2 separate regions of the Homo sapiens genome follow, and region 1 is linked to region 2. A link is a loop called in an ENCODE intact Hi-C map of the cell type or tissue named here. Cell type or tissue: mammary epithelial cell. All regions are shown on one strand.

Region 1 (2,500 bases), 76 kb before region 2:
AGGAACTCCAAGAGCGGACATTGTGTTCCCATTTACCACCTGTCTCCTGGAAATGCCTGAATTTCTGGAAATCATGATTGTGTCATTTCCATCATTGCATTTCTTTTGGGAAAGAAACAGTTTAAAGGATTCAAAAAGCTATTTGATCAGGAATCAAATCTTATAACAAATTAAATTATATTAACAATTATTACTACTTCTATATATATATCTGTTATCATCTGCCAGATTGTTATGGTAAGAATTCTTTATTCATTATCTCATTTCATCCTTACTTCCTTTTAAAATGGGCATTTATCATTACCATCTTACAAATAAGAAAATTGGGAGAGAGGTCAGAAAACCTGCACAAAGTCACAGAAATAGAGGTAGAACTTTAGCTCTATGATTCCACAATCTAGATGGATGGGAGTCAAAGATCCATGGTTGTACCAGTTCCCTATACTGCCTCCTCTTTAGGTTTCATATTTTTCATCCCCAAATCACTCGATAAGGTTTCTACTTAATTCTTCTGTGATCTGCAAAACACGCACTTTTAAAGTTATTTACTTCCTTCTAGGACCAAGCTGTGATTTCAGTAACTGCCACTAATTAGATAGTAGCAGCTTTCTGCATTATAACATGAAATCTCAGATACTAACAATTATGACATGGAATCTCAATTATTAACCACCCACATGTAGAAAAGCATGTGGTTCAGTAAAGCGAATGATGTCATTATTATTTCTCCAAAAGTTTAACTCAGTCAAAGTGATACGTATCATCGAAACAGGTAGATTGACTCCGAATCTAATGAAGCTTATGTTTCCAAGACCATGGGAAGGGTCTTAGCATTTCTGTGTTAATAATTTTTGTATTTTTTTTCAAAGAGGGTTCTCCAATTGTATAAGCTTAAGGATCCACAGAACTCAAAGGTATCACTGTAGTAGTAAAGAGTATGGGCTGTATGGTTGGTCTGCCTTGGGAGCAAATCCTGGCTGTACAACTTAATACCTGTGTGACCTTGAGTGCGTTACTTAGCCTCTCTGTGCCTCCATTCTCTTTTTTTAAAAACATGGGGTTATGACAGAGGATCGATCATAGGATTATTGTGTGAATAAAATGATTTATTGCAGCAAAGCAATTAGCAAAAAGCCCATAAAGTGATCAAAGGTAAACTACTATTTATTACTTTAATAGCATATGTGGATACTGACAGCCTATTTGAGCAAAATTTAATGACCTTCAATACTTACACACAACTGCTATTTTGCCAGCTAGAGTGCCACTATTATCTATTACCAATCACCATTTAAAGAACTGTTTTAACTCATATCTATTAATAGTATGAAAACATATCTTGAGTGAAAGTTCCTGGAATAAACTTATCATTGATATACTTCATTGTATCAAATAATTTAAATCGAGTTGCTGGCCCTAAGAGTTACTTTGGGGTTCCCAGCTTTCCTAGTAAGTCTCTTCAACTCTGAGTTATTGATCACCAAAACTAAAAATTCACCTATCTTTGTGGTCTAAATGTACATACTAGCCATGATATTTTGGTATATTTTCCTGTTTAATTGGCAGCCTACTAAGCTAACTCTTGCTCATAACTTTCTAAGCACAAATAACTATAATGGTAATCACACTGGTTTAGTATTTTACAAAAATTTCATCTAATCTTAATCATAATGCTACACTGCAGTTCAAGCAAGTGTCATTATTCCATTTTGCACAAAGAGCTGAACTTCAAGATAGTTGTATGGCTTGTCCAAGGTAACCCAGTAAGTAAATAGGGAAATAGAAGAAACCAGAATTTCTAAGACTCGAGATTTACATGGAATACATTTTTCAAAGTTCTAATCCCTTAGTAGTATAATGCATTTTCTTTTTTCCTTTTTTTTCCCTAAACCTGGATTCTCACTAAAGACACATATAAATGGGGTAATACTTTTTTTCTACAAAATATATTAAACTAATGATAATAGTGCAGAAGAGGTGTCAATAAATGCATGTAATACTCTTCTAGTGATTGCTGCTAATAACTTCAGGCAGTGTCACCTCTGGAGAAGCCCTCATTTAATAAGCACCACTGTCAAGTCCAGTCTTATGGACGGATAAATGTAATGGGGATTGTCTTGTGAACATTATTTGAGGGATTGAGAAAAATCTCCCATCCAAGAGAGATCCTTCTCTAGACTTACTGCCTTGCCAGAGAATCTGCCATTATTCCTTTTCAATTAAAACAGTGCTGACCCAAGGAAGCTTAGTTTTCACATGCAAGATTCCCTGGAATAGTCCGCTGTTTAAAGGCTGCCAAAGACAATTAAGAATAATGTCACAGAGGTGCAAACTGGAAGCATAATTAAGAATATGATGTGGCAACAAAGCAACATTATCAGATTTGGAACTGGAAGATCTAAAATTTAATCCTACTTTGATTTTTCTACTTTAGTATGCTACCTTCTCAGCTTAATGAACTGATTTTTTTTGAAAGCACTACTTAGTGCACTCTCATTCC
Region 2 (2,500 bases):
TGACTACACATGTCTTCACTACATCAATTCAAGTTGATAGTCAGGTATACTCTGCAAAACTTTGCACAACGGGAGCATTTTCCCTCATCACTGTCTCCTAGGGCCACTCTTTTTTTTTTTTTTTTGAGACGGAGTCTCGCTCTGTCGCCCAGGCCGGACTGCGGACTGCAGTGGCGCAATCTCGGCTCACTGCAAGCTCCGCTTCCCGGGTTCACGCCATTCTCCTGCCTCAGCCTCCCGAGTAGCTGGGACTACAGGCGCCCGCCACCGCGCCCGGCTAATTTTTTGTATTTTTAGTAGAGACGGGGTTTCACCTTGTTAGCCAGGATGGTCTCGATCTCCTGACCTCATGATCCACCCGCCTCGGCCTCCCAAAGTGCTGGGATTACAGGCGTGAGCCACCGCGCCCGGCCCTAGGGCCACTCTTGATTGGGGCTGTAGTGCAGCAACAGTTCATACTACAACCCTTCTGTGATCCAGGCCTGGATACTTCCTCCTCCATCAGTTGGTCATTGTGAACCCCTGGAAGCCATAGGCAAGTGAGCTAAAGAAAAGGCATCAGTACAAAAGAGGTAGGTGTCATGGGAGCCTCAGCAACCTATTCACTCAGCTGTGCCCTGGGGACCTGCTCAGGCCTAAGTCCTGAGTATACTATTTTCATCATACAATGGATTGCTACTGTGTTCTCCCAACTTTACCTCTTAATAGGTCTGATAATATCCAACTCATCACAATGAGCTTCACTTGTATAATCACTTAATGTCCTCCATGAAGCTGAAGAGCATGCCAGGAACTGCATCTCAAACAATGAATACTTTTCTGCTGCAGATGGCATGGCTTTGCTCCAAGGGTCTGTTCTGTGACTCTCCTATTGGGGTTTGCCAGAGACCCTGTCACAGATACCTCTAATAACTTGAGATCTGCTGAGTCATATGGCCCAATCAGCTGTACTGAACTTGTACTGAAAACTGATACTGCTGTAGAAACCTCTCTTTATACTGCATTCAAAACTGGTAGCCTTATGAGTCACAGGATAAATGAGTTGGATATATTCCCAAATGTGGTTGGTGCTATATCCAAAATTTTCATAACAAGTATATGTCTATTTCTTAGTGGTGGGAAGTACAAAGGAAAGTCAATCATAACATGTATCCAGATCCCTGATCCCTAAAAACTTCATCTTTGTGGCAGGCCCCTGCATTTGGTAGGATTTATCTCCCATCCAGCAGTGTGCCTGTGTCTTACAAGAGCATCCAGAATGCTTGCCACTCCCTGTTTCCCAGGCCCAAGTAACATGATACTGTAATAATAAGATGAATATGATAAAACAATATTAAAAATGCCAACAATAATATACCCAAATTTTAATGTACACTTTCATTACCAAACTCTTAGGGAATAGAGTCTAAAAATTAAATTCCCATGAAAGTTAAAACCTCAAGTAATTAAAGTGTCAAATTAAGTTATTTTGCTCTCATGAGTTAGAAGTCCTAAGAAACTGAAGTCCAAATTATTTCTCCCCAATTTCTTCTTTTGGTCAATTCAATTTCAGAGTTCCCAATGCCTGGGTGGAGTTAGGAGCTCTTTAGCAGAGATGTTCTTTAGCACAATGGTCTTGCACTGAAATGCAAGTAGTTTCTTTAGGAAACTACAACTTAACTTACAAAGTTAACTTAATGCAATGGCAAGTCTTTATTGCACCTGAATTCTTAAAGTTTAAGTAGTTAGGCTATGCACTGGTCTTACATCCACCACATTTAGAAGGCAAGCCAGTCCCTCAAGGAATTTGCTCAAGGTCATATAGCTAACTAGTAAGTGGTAGCACCAACAGGCAAACCCTAGGCAGGTGCCCTGAGAGCCTGTGCTCCTAATCATGGTGCACTCCTCACTGGCTTCAGTTTTTCTGAGGTACTGGTTAATCTATGCCAGGTATTCAGAATACGTGATCTATGGGCTTCAGCTCACTTGGACTTTAAATTCATTAAAAGGTTAATTTGGGTACTATATATTTGGCTCTATATATTCACCATATTTTAAAGGGAAAAATACATTGTCTTTTCCCTCAGAGGATAATGCAGTCTTTTTTGAAAAGCAGCAACTACTGTCACCAGATGTTATTTGAGGAAGCTTTCTTTTCCATCTGCTATATTTAAAGCCTTCTAATTTCCCTTTCTCCTTTGAGGTCCTAGATTCTGGCACCCCAAGACTGGATTGAGTACAGGCTCTATCTAGTAACATAGCATTTACATTCTTTTGCAAACAGTCGCTTTCAGTGCTGTACCACAGTGGCTTAAAAAAAAAATCTAACTCTTAATAAAGAATTCCTGAGACCTAAGAAACAAACTCCAAGGTAATGTTTTCCCTTATTCATAATGAGCTAGCCTAGAGTCAACTGGAAACAAAATGGTGTTTGATCACTTTTGACCCTGAATACCAACTGTATCCCTCTCACATCACTCGCCTCACCCCTTACCCATAATTCATAATGGAATTTGGGTCA

The links. A loop is a pair of places that touch in the nucleus more often than their neighbours do. Peaks named below come from ENCODE experiments on the same cell type or tissue, not always from the same donor. Only the 100,000 strongest peaks of a DNase experiment are listed, where the experiment ranks them.
Region 1: a loop joins it to region 2, with 2.4 times the contacts of the local background. A loop is called at or near these places in 4 of 110 quality-filtered maps.

What each region holds. Positions count from the first base shown.
Region 1 is chr9:7,513,775-7,516,274 of GRCh38, reverse strand. No RefSeq gene overlaps it. Among named protein-coding and RNA genes, the nearest start is that of DMAC1, 280 kb to the left of the region's middle. In mammary epithelial cell, no CTCF peak of the experiment used is centred here; no DNase peak of the experiment used is centred here.
Region 2 is chr9:7,438,258-7,440,757 of GRCh38, reverse strand. No RefSeq gene overlaps it. Among named protein-coding and RNA genes, the nearest start is that of DMAC1, 360 kb to the left of the region's middle. In mammary epithelial cell, no CTCF peak of the experiment used is centred here; a DNase peak (open chromatin) is centred at 957; H3K27ac peaks cover 783 bases.